Linked DNA regions of Homo sapiens: all the other regions are linked to region 1. A link is a loop called in an ENCODE intact Hi-C map of the cell type or tissue named here. Cell type or tissue: IMR-90. All regions are shown on one strand. Region 1 has its middle 61 kb from the start of WASF3. Region 2 holds the start of WASF3 (WASP family member 3). Region 3 overlaps WASF3 (WASP family member 3).

Region 1 (8,000 bases):
TTTTCTGCCTGCTTTCATTCTAGCCGCACCGGCAGCTGATTAGGTAGTGCCGATGCAGATTGAGGGTGGGTCTGCTTCTCCCAGTCCACTGACTCAAATGTTAATCTCCTTTGGCAACACCTCACAGACACACCCAGGAACAATACTTTGCATCCTTCAATCCAATCAAGTTGACACTCAATACTAACCATTACACCATCCATCAGCAGGTTCTGCCTGCGCTACTCTCAGCTTAGATTCTGACTCGGACAATGGCACATGGTCCAAGCCGCCATCCTCTCTCACCTATCTGTAATAGTGCTTCCAACTGCCTCCCCGCTTTCCCCTCCATTTGCAGACACATCTCCACACAGCAGCTGGAATCACCTTTTTAAAACACCAACCTTACCATGTAACTCTTTATCTCAAAATCTTAACGGCTTGCTATCACACTGAGAATAAAATCAGAAATCTTGACCAAGGCCCACAGCATGCAAAGACCAGCCCTTGCATTGCCAGTTTCTCTGATCTCATGGCCTAACTCACTCACTCAGATCCAGCCACGCCAGCCTTCTTGAAGTTCCTTGGATGTGTCATTCCCATCTCCAGGCCTTTGTGCCTGTGGCTCACTTACTTGGAGCACTCTTTTTAAAAAATTTTTAATTATTATGGGTACATAATAGGGGTATACACTGACGGGGTCCATGCAATGTTGTGATACAGGCATGTGATGGGTAATAACCACAACAGGGCATTTGGGGTGTCCATCACCTCATACATTTATCATTTCATTGTGTAAGGACAATCCAATTCCACTCTTTCAGTTATTTTTATTGGGTTTTTTTGTTTTGTTTTGTTTTTGAGATGAGATCTCACTCTGTCACCTAGGCTGGAGTGCAGTGGTACAATCTCAAGTCACTGCAACCTCTGCCTCCAGAGCTCAAACGATCCTCGTACGTTAGCCTCCTGAGTAGCTGGAACCACAGACATGTGCCACCATGCCTGGCTAATTTTTGCATTTTTATAGTGATGGGGTTTCATCATGTTGCCCAGACTGGTCTCAAACTCCTGGACTCAAGCAATCTGCACGCCTCGGCCTCCCAAAATGTTTGTATTATAGGCGTGAGCCACTGTGCTGGGCCTTTTAGTTATTTTTAGATATGTAATAAATTATTGTTAACTATAGACATGCTGTTGTGATATAAAATATAGATCTTATTCATTCTAACTGTATTTTTGCACCCATTAACCATCACTCATATGTGGGAACTAAACATGGCAACAATTGAACTCGTGGAGATGGAGAGTAGACTCATGGTCACCAGAGGTGGGGAAGGGCAATAGGGAGGTGGGAGCACCCTCTCCCCACCATCTTACGTTCATTCCCTCCCTTCCTGTCCTGCTGTACCTGGCTTGGCATCTTGGCGCCTTCCATGAGGGACCACCTCCCTTGAGCCTACACATTGCTTCTTGCAGGTCAGCAGGGTGCTGATTTGACTGTGGAAGCCCTTCTCCAGGCCATGCTCTGTCTCTCCAAGGAGAAAATGCAGAGGTGAGTTTGCTCATCACATACTGCTGGGACCGCTGAGCTCCATCCAGGCCACACTCAAACTCTCTCATCAGTAAAGTGACAGTAACAAGAGCTTCCATCTCATAGGTTTGTTTGAGGATTGCATGATAATCTTTGCAAAGTGCTGGTATGTAGTAAATATTCAACAAATGCCAGCTAAGATATTGCTGACCTTATTAGTCACACAGTTAAGGAACTAAGCACCATGTAACGAGAGAGTGGCAGCCTATAATCCGGGTTTGTGATTGTACCAACTTGCCACTGAATAAGAGGCTAAGGGATAGAGTTATTTATATTTGCAGGAAGGGTGTGTGATCCAGGTTTTAAGAGAGAATCAAGTCTCACACTGGATACAGAGTTAGCAACGGCTACGAAGAGAGGGTTTGATATTTTTTCCCTTTACTCTGTGTTGGCTTTATTGGGTCTTCCTTTTTTCCAACTCAGCATGTTTGGCCCTCTGGTCCCAGCAAGTGGCATACTGATTTTAAGGTGAAATTTGTTATCCTGGCAAATTAAGAGTACATTGGGAGAATGAGCTTCTCACTGAAACTGGCACATAAAATGAGAACTGCAGCCCCAAATCAATGAAAAGATAGAAGGAAGCAACACGCTGCTTTAAATGAGTTTTGGTCTCTAGACGTAGAGGGACTGTAATCGCAGACTGCTAATGGGATTTGCAAATGTCGTCTCAGAACCACTATCTGCAATCCTCAAGAAACGTGACATGGGAGGAGTGCCAAAGGACTGGAGATGGATAATATGAGAGGAATTTTCCAAATGTGGAAGCAATAAGAATATATTGAACACTAGATTGAATTTCACTCAATCTTTCTCTGATGATTCAGAGAACAATTAGAATTATGCATTGCTTCAAGGTCATTGCACCAAATGAAGCTTATTGCGTACTGTAAATGGGCAGATGTTCACATTAATGCACAAACTGTTAACAGTTAACAGCTTTCTGGGCAACAGGGCTTGATTTGTTAATAATCTCTGCCAGTTACTGGGCACCCCATGTGCCAGGAGCAATAAGTGTTTTCCTTACGTTTGCTTCTTTCATCCTTTCTGCCACCCTGGGAGGTTGCATTTTGAGGGCATTGAAACTTAGAGAGAAGGAATCGCTTCCTTCTCCACAGCTATACAGGTGACATGATAAGAGGCAAGACAGCAGCACAAATGTTAACTTAATTTAAAGGTAATTGATCTTAACCTCTACTCTGTGCTGCCTAGAAACATCCAGACTGCATTCCATGAGCGAGAGGCCAAAGAGAAGCCAGGAAAGGAGACAGAAAATAAGCAATCATGAGAACAGGCTCCTGAGAACAGCAATCATGAGGCTCCTGAGACATTCCTCACACATTTCACCTCTAGGGCACATTTCCCATGTTTTTTCCTGCAGGATAAACACAGTTTTACATGAAAATGGCATGAGCTACTTTAAGTCAAGGTTCAAAATCACGTCATGTGAAGCAGATTTGATCTGATGAATGGGAATCTAGGCACGTTCCCTGTTGATGTAGTTATGGTTTCCCGTCCTTACGGCCAATACACATCCTCTGAGACCAGTCTATTATTTATGTTTTGTTCATATAAACAACCCCCCAACTTTCCTGTGTTCTGCACTAAATTACTTATTTTTTAGTAGCCATGGGCCCTGGTAGGAAGCTAACAAAACCCTCAAGTCAGATAATTGAGGGAAGCTTAATGAAGGGGCTATGCACGAAGATCCAGGCAGGGTTGAGGAAAACCAACAGGGTGAGGATGAAGATGCCACAGCTCCGCAGCTCACCCGCCCTAGAAGGACCAGGACCAGGAGCAGAATCCAGAGCTTGGAGAGGACAGCTGGAGGCAAGGCTGTCTGCCCTGAGCCAGGACCTGAGCCTCCCCAGCAGGGAGTGGGCTGGAGAATCTGTATTCCAGCCTCACTTCCTTCCCACCTGCAGATGCTGGCAGGGCCTCCCAACATAAGTCACAGAGCAAGAGAGCCTGATCGTTCCCAGGACACAGAGCAAAGTGGAGGAAGCTGCAAGATGGATCTGGGAGAGTGAAGAGAAGATACCCTAGCACAATCCCCTACTCCTCCCCCAAAATGAAATTAAAACAATGAAAACAGAAGCAAATGGAAAAAGCAAAGCAATAAAATAAATGAAATTATATATGTGTGTGTATATATAAAATACATGTTTTTTAAAAAATCAAAACAAAAAACACCCATCAAGAGGTCACAAACTGGAGGCCGGGCACGGTGGCTCACGCCTGTAATCCCAGCACTTTGGGGGCTGAGATGGGCAGATCACCTGAGGTCAGGAGTTCGAGACCAGCCTGACCGACATGGTAAAACCCCATCTGTACTAAAAATACAGATATTAGCTAGGTGTGGTGGCAGGTGTCTGTAGTTCCAGCTACTTGAGAGGCTGAGGCACGAGAATCACTTGAACCTGGGAGGCAGCGGTTGCAGTGAGCTGAGATCATGCCAGCCCGGGTGACAGAGTGACTCTGTCTCAAAAAAAAAAAAAAAAAAAAAAAAAGAGAGAGAAAAGAAAAAAGAAAAGAAAAAAAAAAAGAGGTCACAAACTGGCCCTCGAGCAGAAAATAGCCCCAAGACAATTTGATTTGGCCTGGTACTTGTCTTACAGACATTTGAACATTTGAATTTATTGCCAATATATAAACTTGGGAGGTTTTACATAGAAATCTGGATTTCCTGTGTTTCTTGAACAATCCAAAGATTCAATGGCCCCATAGTGGGAGCTGAGGGCCTGCTGCCCTCTGGAGGGAAGACAGAGAGCTGCAGCCTCCAGGCACTGTGGCGCCCGCCCCCGCCCTCCCACCTCTACTTGACTGATGTCTGCAAACTGCTGGGCCTGGGTAGGCAACTTAGACTTACACCGATCCAGAGAGGCCCATGCAACTGAGTAGAAACAGTAATTCTAAGCTCTCTGGTCACCAAAGCAAAGAGGGAAAAGGATAGGGTTCTTTATATTATAAAAGTAAGAATACCAATTCATCAGAAGAGGAAAGTTTTAATAGTTTCAGTTCTGAAAAATACCCATAGCAGAAAGGCACATCAGCTCTTTTTCTCCTACAACTTTTGATGCTCACGAGAAGCTCAGCCCAAGGCGGAGAGGAAATGGCTGTAGCAATGAAGACTGCAGAGTTCCTGCTATCAGCTGCTGCTCAAAACCCCTCAGTGGCTCCCCATTGCCCCGGAGCAATGATTCTCAACAGGGGGCAACTTCATCACCCAGGGGACACTGGGCAATGACTGGAGACGTTTTTGATTGTCATGACTGGGAGGCGCCACTGGTATGTTGTAAGCCCAGCCAGCAATGCTGCAGAACATCGCACAATGTACAGGACAGCCTCCTGCCCTGCCTCACAACAAACAATTATCCAGCCCCAGATGTAAGTAGTGCCAAAGCCAAGAAACCCTGCTCTAGAATCAAGTCCAGAATCTTATCCAACTTCCAAGATCTCCATTGCCTGGCTCCTGCTCCTATCAACCATCTCCTCCTTCAACCAACCCTGCTCCCCGACTCACACTTGGTCATTGGTTGCCCACTCCTTTTGTGCCATGTCCTATGTTTGGCCTTTTGAGTATGCTGTTTCTTCCATCTGAGACACAAACTCGTTCACCTTCATCACCTAGGGGCAGTCTATGTCCCTCAGGGATCATCATCTATATCCCTTAGACATCACTCCACTTCCTTAAGGGAGCCTGTCTCTGAAACCCCCAGGACACCCTGCAGGATGGTAATGACCACACTTTAGTGTCATCTCTGGACTAAGTCTGCGAGGGCAGGGAGCGGGGCTGTCTTGACTACTGAATCCCCAGTACCTGCATAGAACATGCACCCGATCTGGCCACACACCCTCTAATCTCGGTCCTCTAATAGTCTTAAATAAATAAAATCCAACTTCTACCAGAAGCTTTAGTTTTGTCTCCAAGATAACCAGCATGAATCAAGCAGCTCTGGGGAGAAAGCGGATGAGTTTGAGAGCTGCACTAGCTCACTTCCCAGCAAGCGCTGGCTCTGGCAAGCCCTTGCAATTCTACCTCCCACAAGAAAACATTTGGTTTACAGGTTGGTCTGACTTGGCTTTGGAATACCAAGAACACAATCAGTATAAGTACCATCCAGTGTTAGTCAGCACGGATTCACAGAAGTTCTCATTCTACATATTTATTAAGAAATCCATCAACCCACACTTTTCTAGACAGAGCAATTTCAGACACTTCCTGTCTCCAAGAAGTCATTGCTAATATTGAATTCCAATAGTATGCGAAACTGTGGCTGGCAGCCAATAAGAGATGCTTTAAACCCCAACTCTCCCTTGATAGCCCGGCAATTTGTGAGTAACTTATCAGGCAGCAGAATTCATGGAGCTCTGAAGGCTGGGCCTTTCCCCTCTGGTGGCAAGAACTGGGTGAAAATTGATAGCCCCAGTGGAGCCACTTTTGGAATCAAAGTTGCATCCATACTTGCCCTGAGTCCACAACAGAATATAATTTTTCCAGAAGACTTGTCCATATACCCCGAAGTGACATGGGGCAATGCGGGGACACATTTGCTTTCTCCAACTGGAAGGCAGGTGCCATTTCTAGACCTGACTAGCGCAAGGCAGGGTTGGAGGGGGTGCCAGTGCCAGCTAGCTCGGGCCCCTACCTGCTGCTGGACCTCAGGTCCTCGGGAGATAAGAAAGCCCATCTGCCCGCCCAGCATGGCCCCACTGTAATGAGTGCAGCAGGCGCCTTGTATTTCCTCTCTGCTGGGAACTTGTAATGTCTGTTGAATGCAACCAGAATCTCGAAAGTGAGGAGCCTTAGGGAGAGAGGGCCTCCAGCTGTAAATATTAACAGCAGCCGCGTGAAACGCAGTGTTTTCTGTTGACAGGTGTTCCCTGGGGGAGGGCCCCCGCAAAGAGTGACTACATCACCAGAGTCTTTCAGCACCCCTGACAGTAGACACGACAGTCCACAAAGAGGTGTAGAAATGACAGCTCTGTTAATATAATGACATTAAATGTGACTCACTATCAGGAGCAGGAAGCAGCAGCCATGATGTTTTTCTTTCTTTCCGTAGTAATGGTCTGAGCTGCTGGGCTGTGCACATTCTCTAGGAGTCAGTCTGCTGTGCAGTTAGCAATTGGTTTCACAGACTCGCAGGCTGTTACAGCTAGAAAAGAACTTTGAGGCCAATGCTCTATGAAGTGTTGCACAGACAGTGCAATTCAAACCCAGAGGGCCTGAGTGATTTTCCCAAAGAAAAACTAGGAGCTGGCAGGTTAAAAGCAGAGAGGAACTAAATTTTCTAGTCTAACCTGTTACCCTCTGTTCCCTGCCACCTCCCAACGCTGCTGGAAGGACACAGCCTGCCCTCTCCCGGGTGGTGCCTGTGCAGCAAGCCTGGGGCCTGAGTGTCAAAAGGTCTTTGGACACTTTGGGTTGGAATCCTGGCTCACTTAATCACCAACTATGTGACACTGGCCAATTATCTCATCTTCCCTTGTCCTCATCTTTAAGCAGGAACAATAATATGCCCCTCCCTGGGCCTTTGTGAAGACTAAATGAGATGTCCATGCACAGACATGCGTGGCCCACAGTAAGCACTCCAGATGTGTTGGTGAGACATGAGAGAACGTGTTTTGCACACATGCGTGTTTAGTGCATTTAGTGCCTAGTTTACATACAAGAAGAGAAATACAATAACATATTCAGCAGTTCTCAACCTGTCCTAATCTGATTTGCACCTTTATTTTATGTTAAGAAGATGCAGCAGGCGGAGCGTGGTGGCTCCCAGCACTTTGGGAGGCTGAAGCAGGTGGATCATGAGGTCAGGAGTTCAAGACCAGCCTGGCCAACATAGTGAAACTCCGTCTCTACTAAAAATACAAAACTTAGCCAGGCATGGTGGTGCATGCCTGTAGTCCCAGCTACTCAGGAGGCTGAGGCAGGAGAATTGCTTGAACCTAGGAGGTGGAGGTTGCGGTGAGCCAAGATCGCACCACTGCACTCCAGCCTGGGCAACAGAGTGAGACCACATCTCAATAAAAAGGTTGGGGGGAAGATGCAGCAAAGATAATCCCAGCACTTTGGGAGGCTGAGGCAGGTGGATCATTTGCAGCCAAGAGTTCGAGACCAGCCTGGCCAACATGATAAAACCCCATCTCTACTAAAAACATAAAAATTACCCGGGTGGTAGTGACGTGCGTCTGCAATCCCAGCTACTCGGGAGGCTGAGGCAGAAGAATCACTTGAACCTGGGAGGTGGAGGTTGTGGTGGGCCGAGATGGCACCACTGCACTCCAGTCTGGGTGAGAGAGTGAGACCCTGTCTCAAAAAAATAAATAAATAAAAATTTAAAAAGTTTAAAAAAACAGGGTTTCCTGCTGCAAATGATGTAGAGTGTCCTTTCAGGACACATACTATCCCATGAAGGGAGTGAAGTGG
Region 2 (8,000 bases), 61 kb after region 1:
TAAAAAATAATGGAGAGGCCGGGCACGGTGGCTCACGCCTGTAATCCTAGCACTTTGGGAGGCCGAGGCGGGCGGATCATGAGGTCAGGAGATCGAGACCATCCTGGCTAACACAGTGAAACGCCGTCTCTAATAAAAATACAAAAAATTAGCCAGTTGTGGTGGCGGGCGCCTGTAGTCCCAGCTACTTGGGAGGCTGAGGCAGGAGAATGGTGTGAACCCAGGAGGCGGAGCTTGCAGTGAGCCGAGATCACGCCACTGCACTCCAGCCTGGGCGACAGAGCGAGACTCCATCTCAAAAAAAAAAAAAAATTATGGAGAGACAGAGAGAGAGACTGATGGAGCAAATGTGGCCTTGTGTAATTGGATAAAGGTATATGGGTGTTCCTTCTACCATTCTTTCAATTTTTCTTTACATTGGAAAAATTTTAATATAAAAAGTCAGGAAAACCTCCCCAAAACTTTTTCTTTTCTTTTCTTTTCCTTTCCTTTCCTTCCCTTCCTTCCTTCTTTCTCTTTCTTTCCTTCCTTCCTTCCTTCCTTCCTTCCTTCCTTCCTTCCTTCCTTCCTTCCTTCCTTCTTTCTTTCTTTCTTTCTTTCTTTCTTTCTTTCTTTCTTTCTTTCTTTGACAGAGTCTTACTCTGTCACACAGGCTGGATTGCAATGGTGTGAGCACAGCTCACTGCAGCCTCCAACTCCTAGGCTGAAGCGACACTCCTGCCTTAGCCTCCTTCTGAGTGGCTGGGACTACAGGCATATGCCACCACTCTTGGCTAATTCTTTTAGTTTTTGCAAAGATGGGAATCTCACTATATTGCCCAGGCTGGTCTCAAATTCCTGACCTCAAGCAAGTCTCCTGCCTTGGCCTCCGAAAGTGCTGGGATTACAGGTGTGAGCCACTGCACATAGCCCAAAAACTTCTTAAAAGGTACAATGATAAAGAACTTTTAAAAAAGATTTACCAATAGTTGAAGGACAATAGAATTTGTGACTGCAATAAAGGTCCATAAATACAGCAAAGGTGACCTTGCTTAAAAAATTTTAAGAAACGAAACTTTCTTTTTATTCTGTTAACTATGGTTCCTACTGCCTTTTCCAGAATGAATATACTTAGAATCATACAGTCTGTAGCCTTCTCAGACTGACTTTTCTCATTTAGCTATATGCATTTAAGTTTCCTCCATGTCTTTGTATGGCTTGATAGCTCATTTCTTTTTATCATGAAATAACATTCAATTGTATGGATGTACTGCAATTTGTTTATTCATTCACCTTGTGAGGGACATCTTTGATTCTTCCAGGGTCTCGTGATTATGAATAAACATTCGGGTACAAGTTTTTGTGTGGGCATGTTTTCAGCACAATTGGGTAAATACCTAGGAGTGTGATGGCTGGACTGAATTGTGAGACTATGCTTAGCTTTGTGAGAAACTGCCAGACTGTCTTCCAAAGTGGTCGTACCATTTTGCATTCCCATCGGCAATGGATGGGCATTCCTGTTGTTTTGTATCCTTGCCAGTATTTGGTATCCTTAGGTTTTTTGTTGTTGTTGCCGTTAGCTTTTTTATTTTAGCCATCCTAGTAGGTATGTCATAGTATTTCATTTTTGTTTTAATTTGCAATTCCTTAATGACACATGATATTGAGCATGTTTATTTGCCATCTGTGTATTGTCAACTCCACTTTAGGGAGGTGTCTGTTTAGATCTTTTGCTCACTTGAAAATTGGATTGTTTTTTAATTGACACCTGAGTGGCCTTTTTAAAAAAGTGGGTCTTATGAATAAATAGAGTGAGGGCTCAATCATGAATTCATTTATTCAGCAACTACATCAGGTACTGCCACTCTCATACCCAAGGTCTGCATTCCTCTTTTCCATTACTAACAAAACTCTAATATTCCTCCAGCCAATGCCCCAACTTTAAATACTTAGCATTTCAGACTCCTTTGCAGCTAAAGGTGGTCATGTGACATGTGGCTGGCCAATAAAATGCAAGCAGAAGGTGCTGGGTAAAGCTTCCCAGGAAGATGCAGACCCAACTGGGCATGCACCTCTTTGATCTTTTGCCCTTTACCCATCCCCCTACCATTTTCCTCAATGTGATGCAATGCTTACAAGGGAAGCAGGCATCCTGTGAGGATGAAGACAGAGATCACATGACAAGGATAGCAGAGACAATGGCTAGAAAGAGCCTGAGACACAACGACACCATAGAAGAGATATTACAGAAGCCCTGTGGCTGTCTCCAGGTTTCTGGTTTTGTGATAAGAAGCACTCCTATTTAGTAGGCACTTTTAGTCAAGATTCTGTTACAGGTCACCAATTCACTCCCTGATGCAGCAACATTTTATTAAGGATGAGGCACTTATTAGCGGTGGGCTCTAATCCTCTAACAAGACTGCTCTAAGCAGTTTTTATTTAAAGGACTGGTTCACACAAGACCATATTTGAAATAATTTATTTGTACCATGAACCACAACACTAGGAATAGAATCATATTTACCACATGCTCAGCACTGTACTAGGCATTATAAAAGGAGGAAAGAGGACTGTAAAATAAGGGCCTTATCCTCATGGAACTGATGATCTAATTAGAGAGGTAAGACTGACCTATATGAAACAAACCTGAACACTTTGGGATGATGTGTTTAAGGGCTAACAGTGAGTGCAAACTAAGTGTAGCAGCGGTTTATAAGGCTGGGGTCACCGAAGAGGGAAGCAGCCAGGGAAATATGATTAGCAACCTTGAAAACACTCTGGGTATCTATACTTTCATATTTTTGAGTTCTAAATTAATGACCTAAACATAGACATGGAAGCCATTCCCCTGGGTAAGTGAAGATGAAATGAAGGAAAGTCATTTTAATTTGAATGCCAATTTAGCTTTCAATTCAGCAGACATTTGTCACTCTAGTATCAATATTTAAAATACTGGGTCACTGTAATTATTCACCAAAATCCTGTTTACCTTGTTAATTACCAGCAATTTTTTAAAATGATGGCACTTTATGGAAACTGAATATACGTCATCTTTAAAAAGAGCTTTTAAAATCCCTCCTTTGGAAGTAATGCAGGTTAATAGATTAGACATTTTATGAAGAGGGCTGCATGATTTTTCTACTGCATTTCTGGTGTTGCAAACTTTGGTGAAATTATTAACTGCTATTCATTTTTTCCAACTTTTAGTTGTCTCTAGCTAGATGTTGATCATTATTACACATCTGTAAAGAAAAGAGCAAACCAACTTGAATTAGTGTTTCTTGAACTATTCATTAGAATTTAAAATTTTTTCCTAAAAGTTTTTCAATTTAGTGATCCTATTGGTAAATAAAAAGAATAAAGGCATGCAAATTAAAATAAAGGTAACATTTCTATTAGATGTTTTTAAACCCCTTTCCTTTGTGACCTAGCTTTTCTATCTTGGCTTTTCTATCTTTTCTTCTCTTCCTTTCCTTTCCTCCTTTCTTTTTCTTAAGTTTGTTTATGCCTCAGTCATCTGGTCGCACGTGGCTATGTTCCACTGTGGCAGGGCTTAGCTGGCAGTTTCAGGGATATCTTAGTTTTAATAAGTATTGTGGATTTCCTCACATCTAGGGTGGAGAGAGATTGGTTATAGGGTGATAAAAACAGAAGAATCTGTGTTGAAGGAGATGGGAAGATTTTAAGAATGCTAACGAATTTGAGCAGGGCATAAAACCAACCCATGAACAGGGCTACAGTCCTCTCAGGGTTGCCTGAAGCCTCAGCCCTGGAGGACGTCTGACACCTTACAGGTAGAGGACCTCTGTGCAGGAGCCCTCAACACCCAGGGAGGATTAGGATATAAGCGCAAACTCAAAGGTACTGTAATGGGCACCTAGCAATCAGAGGTGATACAAGGGTCTCTTGGCCCGAAGTATCCCCACCTCTCCTCGCTGGAAAGGACGCTGCCTAAGCCTCATCCCGAGCTGGGGGCGGAGGACCAAGGGTGAGAGCCACCGCCTCCGCAATCCCCCGCCCCTCGGCACCGTCGCTCAGCGCGCTCGCCGGCTCCCTATTGGCCGAGGCACTCGCCAATCCTGGTGAAGCGGCCCCGTGAGTTGGCCCTGGTTGGTGGAGCCGGCACTGAGCCCCCCTCCTGCTCCGGCCGAGCCCCCCCGCCGGGAGGGGGCGTGGCCGCGGCCGTGGACGGGCCGGAGGCGGCGTCGCTCGCGCCGCTGCGTGCGGTGTGGTGCGAGGCGGGTGCGCCGGGCGGCCGCGGCGCGGCGGGACCATGGAGCTCAGAGCGCAGCCCCGGCGCCGGCGGCGGGACCGCGGACCGGTGAGTGAGGGCTGCGGTCGCCCCGGCTCTCCGCTGTAGGCTGCTGTGGCCCTCTCGGCTCCGGGCCGGGCGGCTGTCGGGGGAGGGGCGGCCCCACGGCGAACTGAAGTTGCTGCATCGCCGCGCGCTCCGGCCGGGCGGCGGGGCCCACTGCGGGCTGCGGCGCCGCCTCGCGCCTATCCCTGCAGCCCGGCCGCATTCTCCCGGCCGGCTCCCGCGCTGGCAGGGGCTTCTCGCCGTCACGGCGCGGCCAGGCGGCCCTTCTCTCCCGCGCCTCCGGGCCTCCGGCCCTTTGCCGTCCGGTGCGCGCTCCCTGGACTCGGGACAGCCACCCGCCCTCCCCGCCGTAAGTGGCGCCCGGGCCTCCGCTCGCGCCCCACGCACGACGCCCCGGGCCGCTCCGCGTCCGGGACCTTCGCATCCGTTCAGTGTCTGCGCGCCCTCGCTGGTTCTGGTCCAGCTCCGCGTGCCCCCCGGCCCCATTCGGCCCTCGCCGCCCTGGCCTGTGCCCTCTTGGTGCCCGCGTGCGTGTTGGTTGCGGGCGTCCTCTCCCTCGAGGCTGCGGTGCCGCGTGGCTCCCGGCCTCGGAGACCAGGCCGGACTCTTGGAGTGCAGGGGAGGAGGTGGGGCGGCCCGCGAGTGCGGGGGACCGCGCGCACGGAGCCGCGGCGCGCGGGGTATCATCCCCGGGGGTCTTTACCCGCGCGCCTGGGCTTTAGCGAGGGCAGAAGCTTCCTCTCAGTTTGTGGTGCTGACGTGCAATGGCGATTGCTTCTTGATTTGGCCCCTCTGCAAGGGAGAGTTCCCTGGTGGAGACGAGAGTTCTTAATTATTCAGAAACTATGTGATGGGCTTAGGGATCAATGGGAGCATCATAGGAATTCTTTCTCATTTTAAGGTTAATTTTTAAATTAGCGGTTTACTTCCAGCAACAGTCTCGAGTTTTCAAAAACTGAAAATTAAAAAGACTACTTTTCGCAGTTCTTCAAATTAAATGCATAGCAGAACATGGTATTTTAAGATTCAGAGTCTACTTTTTATAAGGGGGAGAGGATAGCTATTTGAAATATTTTGCATCTTAAAAATTAGGTTTATCTAAAGCTTAAAATGCGACTCTATCAAAACTAAGTTCAAAGTATTGTAATTGACTAATCTTTCTATTGTCTCTAGGGCAAATTCTATTGCTTCTTTTTATATGTGCTTTACCCAACTCTCCTTTTCTAGCAGTTAAACAATGCAGTGGTTCTTTAAAGCTAGTTCTTTTATCTGCTTGAGAGGTTAAACAAACGAAAGCTGGGTTTGACCTTTCCCAAAGGCATTCTCATTGTGTCCTCTCCAGCTCCCTTCTCCCAGGGTTCTAATGACTTCAGTGTAGTACTCATTTTTCTTCATCTTGAAAGATTTTCTTAGTTGGTATTCACAAAAGCTGTGTCTTTTCACATGTTTAAATATTGGAAAGTTTGGTCAACTATTATATTTACCTTCCAACCTGTGCTTATTCTAGAACTATGTACATATAGAAATTGTTCTTGCATTTCCAGTTGGCTGACATGAAGTTGCTTAATAGCATTTGTTTTTAAAAAATCTGTTTGCTTTAAAATTTACAACCTAATAGTCAATGATGTGCTTCACTATCTTCAACAATTACGAAAACAAAGGTGGAACACACTTTGCTAAGTGGTCATGCCAACATTGTAACCTCCTATCTCTTGTCAGTGTGTCTTTGTAGTCACACGTTACGGTTCCCATAGAAACCTATGTATGGCAGGTAACCTTTTGGTTATTGGGATGTTTTGATTAAAACAATTGCGTTATAATGCAAGTATTAAATGAATTGTCCCTACTCACGGGCTAGTACTAGTGATCGTCTTTGGAATTCCAAGGACTTTCTTTGAAGAGTACTCCCAGATTGTTTTTCACTTTGGGTGGCTCTCCATTGCTGTAGACCTTGAATCTCTTTTTCTTTTCTTTTCTTTCTTTCTTTCTTTCTTTTTTTTTTTTTTTTTTTTTTTTTTGAGACGGAGTCTTGCTCTTGTCTCCCAGACTGGAGTGCAGTGGTGTGATCTCGGCTCACTGCAACCTCCGCCTCCTGGGTTCAAGCGATTCTCCTGCCTCAGACTCCCGAGTAGCTGGGAGTACAGGCGCCCGCCACCATGCCCGGCTAATTTTTGTACTTTTAGTAGAGATGCAGTTTCACCATGTTGGACAGATTGGTCTCGAACTCCTGACCTCAGGTTGATCCGCCCACCTCGGCCTCCCAAAATGCTGGGATTACAGGCGTGAGCCACCGCTCCCGGCCGAATCTCTCAACTTCTCTTCTCAGTCCGTTTTAAGGGCCCTGTTTCTTTCAAGTCAGGCTTTTTTTGGCTTTGCTCTTGGGCATGTGGAACTAAATGCTTCTGACAGCCCCACACATTCTTCTTCAGGGCTGGTTCTTTACCTGTGGCTTGACTTTATGCTGGTAATACAGAAATATTTTATGCCAGTAATACATAAATGATGTACATTATAAAATAAACAATATCAACACAGAGATTTATAGAGGTAAAAAGTCTTAAGTTTTCTTTTTCCCGTCTTATTGTTGTCCTATTCCTATTTCTTTCTTCAGAGGTAACCATAATATAGGGTGTATCCTTCTGGATTTTTTCCATTTAATACTGTAGATGAAATATATAACCCTGTATGTTAAAAAAACCATTTCATGAATGCCTACTAGGTACCAGGTACTATTTTAATCACTAGGGTTGCAAAAATAAGAGACAGACGCTTTCAAGATGTTCATAGTCTACCAGGACAAGCAATTACAGTGCAGTGTGATAAGTACCATGATAGAGTCAGTAATCAGTGAGGGATGTAGGAGCCTCATGCATGACCTAATCCATTCATTCATTTGCTTTATTCATTCAGTACACTTCAGAGTTTTAATATGTGCCGGGGATACAGAGATAAACAAGACAGATACCTCTGTCAGCCCCCGATGAGCTTGCTGTGCAGTTCAGTCTCAAAGAGTTTTAACCGTTGGTTACAATGTATTGTTTGATATGGGATCTGAAAGGGGCCAGCAACAAGAGCTCAGAGGAGGACCATAAACCCAAGCTTAGGGACGTTCAGAGAGACAGGAAAGCCTCCCAGAGGAAGCACCATGAGAAGGAATTGGTCGAAGTCTGGGTTGAGGAGAGGGTGTACAGAGAGATGGTCAGGGAGGTGATGCACTGGAGCAACCACAAACACCAGGAGTTCAGTCCAGTGGGGGTGGTTGTGGGCAAGGGCAGGGAAGTGGCAAGAAGTGAGGGAGGAGAAGTAAGGAGGGACTGTGCCTTGTGGGGTCTTGTGATTACTGTTGTGTGGAGTTCGGAGACCTCTGTGGGCAACAGGAAATGGTTGAAGAATTGTAAGCAAAAGAGGGACACGGTCAAATTTGCCCTTTGGAGAATGGATTAGAAGAGGGAAGGCTTGAAGCAGGGAAATTTGAGGAGGTAGAATTGCTGGGATTTGGTCATTGGCCGTGTGTGTGTATGTGGTGGGGGGAGTTGGGGCAGGGAGGAGTTCAGGGCAGTGTCCAGCTCTGGCTGGGTGGTTGGGTGATGGCACTGTCCTTAGGTGGGGACAGAGCAGCATCCATTTTGGGGAAAAGATTATGGGTCACACTTGGCTGGGTTAAGTTTCAGGTGCTGAGGGGACAGTGTGTTCAGTTGGCTGC
Region 3 (8,000 bases), 120 kb after region 1:
CATACAGTAAACTATGCTTATTTAAAATGTATAATTTGATAAGTTATTTGAAATATGTATACACCCATGATACCATCAATGTAGTTGAACTGGTGACCGTTGTTTCCTCATGGCCCTTGGTCATTTTTCCCTTTTGTTTCCCTCCTACCCTCACATAACGGCTGCTCTGCTTTCTGTCCCTATAGATAAGTTTATATTTCCTAGAATGTTATGTAAATGGAATAATACAGTATGTAGTATTTTCGTCTGGCTTTCATTCAGCATAGAGATTCATCTCTTGTTGTTGCATGTATCAGTAGTTCATTCCATGTTATCATTGAATAGTACCTCACTGTATGGATGTAATGCAGTTTGTTTGTCCATTCACCTGCTAATGGACACTTGGATTGTTTCTAGTTTTTGGCTGTTACAAATAAAGCTGCATGAACATTCATATACAAGTCTTTATGTGGGCACATGCTTTTATTTATTTTGGGTAAATATCTAGGAGTAGAATGGCTGGATCGTGTGATAAGTGTATGTTTAACTTTTTAAGAAACTTGCAAACCATTTTCCAAAGATTATTTTGTTTCTCTTGAGCAGTGGATGATAGTTCCAGTTCATCCATGTTCTCATAAGCACTCTGTATGAACAGTCTTTTTAAGTTTAGCCATTCTCATCAGTGTGCAGTCATATCTCCTGCGGTTTTAATTTGCCTCTCCTTAATGACTAATGCTGTTGAGCATTTTTCATGTGCTTGCTTGCCATCTGCATAACTTCTTTAGTGAAGTGTCTGTTCAAATCTTGTGCCCATTTTAAGAAATTGGGTACTTTATTATAGATTTTCAAGAATTCTTTATATATTCTGTATCAGATCTTTATCAGATATATGATTTGTAGTTTTATTCATTTTAATAGCATTTTTTTTCCTTTTTACCCCAGAATGAAATTTTTGGGAGCCAATATGGGATTATTTTTTGGTTTTATTTTTTGCACTTTCCCCAACTCCCATAAAAGTAGTTACTCTTTGTCATCTTCCTTTTCTTCCATTTTCTGGCAGGGCACTTAGTTTGTATTCTCTTTTTGGGGGGCTGTACATGAGTCAATAGCTGTGCAGGACAGAAGACCCCTAATTAGTGAATATGTTTGCATGGCTGGGATGGTCAGCTCTTTATTTCTGGAGGTTGGAGATCTGCCATTCCAATTGTCATCAGTATTGACTCGTTGTCCCTGGGGTGTAGTCAAAGGCCTCACCTGAAGTACTACAAGGTCAGAAGCCAGAACAGGGCCAGATTCAGATTCAATGATGAAAATGCTGGCGACAATTCACCAACATCCCTTGATTTTTACATGTTCATTTCTGATTGAATTGTATTGTGCTTACTGTGTGATTGTAATTTTCTGTGTGATTGCAGTTAACTTTTTTGTGTGACCTAATTCATAGCTTTTTTTCTTACAACTTTTCCGTGTTTTCTTTTTTAAATATGCATTCTCACATCTATGTATAACATTTTTAAAAACTATCAATTAACACTTGTTAATTGTATTATTCAAATCTTGGTCTTTGTTGGTTTCTGAGAAAAGTATGTTGGGTCTTCTACAAAAGGATAATAAAAGTTCATAATTGTCATTTTTAGTGTTTTTTTTTTACCAATTGAATATGATAAGTGTCTTCCCCTCCATCTGTTTTTGTTGCGTTCACCTTGAGTTTCTCTTGTGTCTTAGAGCCTGACTCCCTTTTGTTGTTAGCATTTGCCTGGTGTATATTTTTAATCTCTTTATTTTTATCACTCCTAGTTATTTCATTTTAGATGTATTCTTGAATATTTATCTTACAAAACCCAAACAACTCAGTGTGTTGCTGCTTTGTTCAGTGGAGGCTGTTTGGTGAGTGGTAAGGACATGGACTGAGTCCAGGCTGCCTGGGGTTGAATTCAGGCACTGCATAAACTGGCTGTGTGGTGTCTGTCAAGTTTACTTAAATATTAGTGCCTGTTTCTTCCCTATACAATGGAAATATTAATAGTTTCTATCTCATTTTATAAGAATTAAATGAGCTAATATATGTAAAATTCTTGACAGTGCATGGCACATTCTATAAGTGGTTTGGCTGTGTTCCCACCCAAAATCTCATGTTGAGTTGTAGTCCCCATAATCCCTACGTGTCAAGGGAGAGACCAGGTGGAGGTAATTGAATCATGGGGGCAGTCTCCCCCATGATGTTCTTGTGATAGTGAATTCTCATGAGATCTGATGATTTTTTAAGTGTTTGGTAGTTCCTCCTGCATTCATTCTCCCTCCGGCTGCCTTGTGAAGAAGGTGCCTTGCTTCCCCTTTGCCCTCCGCCATGTTGGTAAGTTTCCTGAGGCCTCCCCAGCCACGTGAAACTGTGATTCAATTAAACCTCTTTCCCTTCTAAATTACCCAGTCTTGGGAGTATCTTTTTAGCAGTGTGAAAACAGACGAATATGAAGTCTTAGCCATTAATAGTGAGTTCACCCATTAACACTTACTGTGATTATTTGGAAGGCCATAGTCACTATTAGTGCCTCCTTTTTGTTAAAAAAATTAATACTTTCTTGTCCATTGCTGACTTTATTACAATTTTTTCCTGTAATGGTTTGTTATTTATATATCCAGTATCTTCTAGTTGTTTGTACGAAATCAAAATATTGATCATGCAGATAACACCTGAATATATACGTCTTTTAAAAACTTGCAACACATTTGCAATTAAAGTACCTTTTGAGTCTCAGCTCTGTTCCTCCTCCCTTAGAATAATAAATTCATTATTATGAATTTGAGACATTTCCTTCTCTGACACACACTCTCTCGCTCTCTCTCTCTCCCCACCGTCTCCCCCACCTCCGCCCCCCCGTCTCTTTCATACATGTAGGACTACATAGTACTTTTTACTAAATGGCATACTGTAATTATGAACTTTGTATTTTTCATTCACTGCTATGTTTTGGAGGACACTCCATATATATATTTATCTTGTTTCTTTTAACAGCTGCCTTTCCCCTATTGGTAGTCATTTCCAGTTTATCTCTATGTCAAACAGTGCTGCTGTGAACATTCTTGTACATGAATTCTGTGCACAAGTGAGAATGTTTCTCAGAATAAGAGATGGAAATGCTAGGGTCCATAGTATGCATATTCCTAGTTTTATTAGATATAATTCTTTCAAAGGACAATTTGATGGTTGGCTGCCATTTGTATTTCTCTGGTGTAAATTGCCAAGATCTTTTCATTGTGGTTCTCCAACCACACATCTCGTGGCCACAGTCCTTCCTGTCATATTTTTGGCTTGTGGTTTCTTCCTTTAATCTCATCCCGTTGCCTTTCAACTTTGGAGGTTATCTATCATTTGTAGTCCTGTAGTATTGTTGCACATATTTTAAATGTACATCTTTTTCATCATTTCTGTGGGTTTGAAACAAAGGAGAAGCCTAGTCTAGGTGCTCTGTTTATTATATTCTATTTCTATAATCTTCCATTTCAAATTATATAATTTTTGAAAGGATTTCCTATGAATGAGCTAAGGTTATGCACATACATGCCATACACAACCTGCTTATAAGTGTCTCATTTTAATGGAGAAATATGCTTAGCATATGCTGCAGCCTTAAATGGAAAGTAGATTACATTTAATCCCAAATCAAGGAAATGGAGATTGTTGTTCTTCCTTGTCTGAAATGTCACCTTAAACTGCTGTTTTCCTTAGTTTACCCACAGCAGCATTTCTGTAAGTCTCCTTGGAGGCTGGGTATATATTCTAGTCTTATGCACACAGCTTCCTGGCAGACATCAAATGGAATTTGACTTACCAGATGTCGTACTGAATCATGGTCTGCAGAGATGCGGATGGATCACATCCTTGGCTGGGGAAGTGGGGTGGATACAAATATCTGGGTCAACTCAGTGGTTAACCAAAGGTTAGTCATGTTATAAAAAGTCATGTATATCAAAAATACAAAACAGAGTAAGATAGGGGGTCTGAAGCTTATGCATGCAATCAGCAACAAGGCAGTGTCAGGAGTTGAAGGACCAGACAAAACCATCTGTTTAATAAGATAATAAAATCTGATATAAAAGGAACCTTGGAAATGTAAACCACCTCCTTCCTTTTTGGTCAGAGCTGACTCTTAATGACAAATGATCAGGTGCTTAGAGGGTTAAGAATGGGGAGGGACCTGCTGGGATAGAGGGAAAGAGAATGAATAGAAGCATCATATTAGAAGTCAAGGATTACTTGAATACCAAAGCAGACAACTTTCCCCTCCTTGGCTGCCTTTTTATCCTGGTAAGACACAGAAATGAAGTAGCCTTGGCTTACTGGCATATTTATAATTGGGACCTGTAGGAAGCGTTTACAATGGGGATGTGGTGGGCAGAGCACCAGTGGAAGTGAGAGACCGAGATTCTAGTGTCTACTCCAGGATGTAGGAGATTTTGGGTCTCTTTGTCTTAATCTTTGATTGTAAAATAAAGTTATGCTAGATCTCCAAGGTTCCATTTATCTTAAAATTTTTTTTATTAAGTAGCTGATTTTGTCTGGCTGATCAAAACAGGGAAGAAAAATAGTTCCTGGTCAAAGCATCTCGGAGGTTCCTGGGTTAATAATGTGCATCAGAATAAATTTTTATGCACAATAAAGGACTATAAAACAGATGTAGGTTCAAATATTAAATGTATTCTTGAATCCCACATGTTCTGAGTATCTAGTTAAATGAACACCATGGTCTAAAAGGACTTAGAAATAAAATATGGGTATATTTTAAAAATATTTTTTATCTAATAGGAATTTAGTGATTTATTTAACTTTAAAAAGTCTGAATTAAATGAACATAACACAGAGCATAAAGATTAATTGAAGCATAGATATGTAGAGCGTGGCAAGTTGTAGAACAGCAGCTTTTTTCAGAGCTCCCTTTACCCTGTCCATGGCTAGAAGAGAAAGGCAGGGAGACCAAAGGCTTGATCTTCACAGGCTCCCACACCACTTCTGTATCCCCACCCATGATACGTTGTTCTTCACTTTTACTCCGAGATTTCTTCCCACAACAGAGAAACTGCAAGACAGGAGCTAATGGTGAAAACCCTGGTGGAGAGAAATCTTGACCTAGACTTCAAATCCCTACCTTTTCAGTTAGAACCATATTAGCTTCTACCTGGAGGATCTTTATATGCCATTTTGTGGCCCTTGAAAGACAAACTGTGTCCCAGAATGTCCTCTAAAAATAGGTACTTGACAAGGTTTTTCATTACATTATTCCATAGACACAAAGTTGCCTTTTTCTGGGAGACTTATTATTTAGTTGTTGAGGCTGTATAGCAAAAGCTAAGTGACGTTTTAAAATGGTGGAATGCTGCTTCTAAGCCTTGAGTGAGAGCTTCACTCTTCCATCCTCAAACGTCTGTTGAATAGCTTCCCGATGCTGAGCAGGATGCTGGGGGGTCTGTGATGCCGTGTCATCTCCCATTCCCCACTGAGAATGGAGTATTTCTAGTTGCGTTTTAATTTCCAGGAATGAGACATACCTTTAATGTAGTGCTTATCACACTGTGTTGTAACTTTATTTATATGCCTGTCTCTGCCACTAAACCATTAGCATCTTGAGGAATGGGGTTTGTTTTATTTTCGTTTGTTCAGTTTTTGCATTTCCACTAGCTAAAGCATCATGAAAACACACTGAATGTTTGGAGAGTAGGTGAATCTGATATGGTAGTTTCTGAAAGCCAGCTGAATGTCTAACTGAAAAGGAAAGTATGCCAGAGCTGGAGGGAACCCAAGAGAGCAAATCTGTTCTGCAGGAGAAGAAACTGAGGCCCACCCTGATGAAGAAACTGAGGCCCACCCTGATGAAGAAACTTGCACAGAGTCGTGTAGTGTTAGTGGCAGAACTTGGACTAGAACCCCAGTTCCCCAATTCCTAGTCCTTTGCTGCTTCACTGTACCTCTCTGTCTCCCATCCTGTGGAAACATACAGACCACATTTCAAAGAGCAAAGTGTGAACATTTGTCCCAGTGAAATGAGGTTGATTGAATTTTATGTGGTCTTTCTTCCTTCCCTCCCCCTAAATCACAACTTTTAATAAAGCTTTAAAAAGAAGCAGTGTGGCTCTAGAAGGCAGTGTGCGAAGTGAGGAGTTTAGGAAGCTGAGGCCCTTCCTTTGGCGGTGGGAATGTTATGTTAGTGAGTATCTTTTGGGAGTTGTCAGTAGGCACTTAACTCCAAGCAGAGTGCTGTAAAGTGGAGGCAGGCAGACATAGCCCTTGTCCTTCAAAATGAGAAGGCCACACTGAGGGGAAAGGTCAGAGGAAGGGCTTGGGCCAGCATTGTGTCACTCTACTCTATGGGCCCTGGCTACTTTTGCTTGGGTCACTTTCATTCCGAGGGCAAAACTCATACATACAAGTAAAACATGGTTAAAAAGCCCAACATCTGCAGTATACACACATTTAGTTTTGTGTGTATAATATAGTCTGTGCCACATGTTTTAGTGCTATCATGCACTGTGCTCTAATTACCTGGCATGCAGCAATCAGAGCAAAGGTTACCAGCACATAGAAGAGAGAATCATTAACACTGTCAGGTTCTGCAAACTGGTTGTTCTGAAAGCTCAAAGGTCAGTCTTTAATGGCTGCATAGTGGAGAAAGAAATCCACTACAAAATCTATTCAGTTAATTTTGTATAGTCAACTACCTCTACCTACCAGTAATATCGTTTTAAAATATGTAATAAAGACTTAATGCAGTTAACATGTTACTCTACATCCCATGAACCCTTACTGCGGTGGAGAATGACCACAGTTGTGGGCTTCAGTTTATTTGCCCCATTACAGTGTATTCTATGCATGAAAGCTGTTATCCATGTTAATAGAGTAGTGGTGGTGTTCTTTTCTTTCCAGAATAGTCTGCTCTCTTTGGGGTCTGCACACATAAATTCTTAAGAGTGTACTCATATGTTCACTCATTGAGAATATCAGTTTACTTAGCTGGACGTGGTGGTGGGTGCTTGTAATCCCAGCTACTCGGGAAACTGAGGAAGAAGAATCACTTGAACCCGGGAGATGGAGGTTGCAGTGAGCCAAGATCGCACCAGTGCACTGCAGCTTGGGAGACAAAGCGAGACTCCGTCTCAAAAAAAAAAAAATCTGTTTACTGTTTCTTTCTTTTTTTGTGAAAATAGTTATCAGCTCAATGTCTTAACAAAAGAAGAAGCTGATATGTTACCCTTGTTCTTACTGTGAAGGTGGAGTTTCTCTTCCAATTAGGATATAAGAGAACATTGCTTCTATTTTAAGAAACAAAAAAGGCCAGATTATCTAGAAAGCAATAACTTTTCTTAAATCCCAAAGGGTGACAAACCCATCTGAGAGTAGACAGGACACTTGAACTGTTTCACATTTAGCAGAGCACAGGGGGAACAGGTAACCATCATAGAAGTGCATAAGAAGAATTCAGCAAAAATTGTAATGCATTCTTAAGGTTGAGTATGGGCTAATGCATCAGTTTAGGATAACCAGGTACCCCAGATACAAGGGGAAGGTTACACTTACTCATAAGCTGTTTTCTACAGCCCTCCACTGGGTACTCTTAAGAAAGCTTATGAGCAAGCCTGGAGACTAGACAGAACCTCTTTTGATCGTGCTGCTCTGCGGGAGGTAATCTCAGCTGCCACTGGGAGACAGGCATGATGTAACACCTGCTTCCCCACAGCCTTCTCTCCTATGACAGAGTTCCCAGGAGGGCAATGAAACCTCTAGCCCATAGGACTCAGCAAAGATCTATTTCTGGCAGAGGTTTAGGAAACCCTCTTTCCTGCCCTGTGACCAGCAAGATCCTCTGCTTCTGGGACGAAGGGTAATTAATAGCAAAAGCAGGACAGACTCTTAGGCTCATAATCTTTCACTGATGCAAAGCAAAGTTCTCTTTCTGCTGCATGAGGGACAGGAACTCTTTCATGCCCAAGACAGGGACAAATATCAGGCAGAGTTTAGTTGTGTTGGAGAA

The links. Peaks named below come from ENCODE experiments on the same cell type or tissue, not always from the same donor. Only the 100,000 strongest peaks of a DNase experiment are listed, where the experiment ranks them.
Region 2: it touches region 1 in a loop (2.3-fold over the local background); 5 of 110 quality-filtered maps call a loop at or near these places.
Region 3: it touches region 1 in a loop (2.3-fold over the local background); 8 of 110 quality-filtered maps call a loop at or near these places.

What each region holds. Positions count from the first base shown.
Region 1 is chr13:26,492,471-26,500,470 of GRCh38, forward strand. No RefSeq gene overlaps it. Among named protein-coding and RNA genes, the nearest start is that of WASF3, 61 kb to the right of the region's middle. RefSeq lists a silencer at 4,240-4,409. In IMR-90, a CTCF peak has its summit at 4,317 (motif pointing left); a DNase peak (open chromatin) is centred at 5,751; H3K27ac peaks cover 1,403 bases.
Region 2 is chr13:26,553,520-26,561,519 of GRCh38, forward strand. WASF3 (WASP family member 3) reads left to right here and starts at 4,164. Exons shown (of 10, transcript NM_006646.6): 1 at 4,164-4,300. RefSeq lists silencers at 3,738-3,797, 4,058-4,267. In IMR-90, no CTCF peak of the experiment used is centred here; a DNase peak (open chromatin) is centred at 4,082; H3K4me3 peaks cover 1,690 bases; H3K27ac peaks cover 1,364 bases; H3K27me3 peaks cover 515 bases.
Region 3 is chr13:26,615,648-26,623,647 of GRCh38, forward strand. All of the region lies in intron 2 of WASF3 (WASP family member 3), which reads left to right. Among named protein-coding and RNA genes, the nearest start is that of WASF3, 62 kb to the left of the region's middle. In IMR-90, no CTCF peak of the experiment used is centred here; DNase peaks (open chromatin) are centred at 684 and 3,844.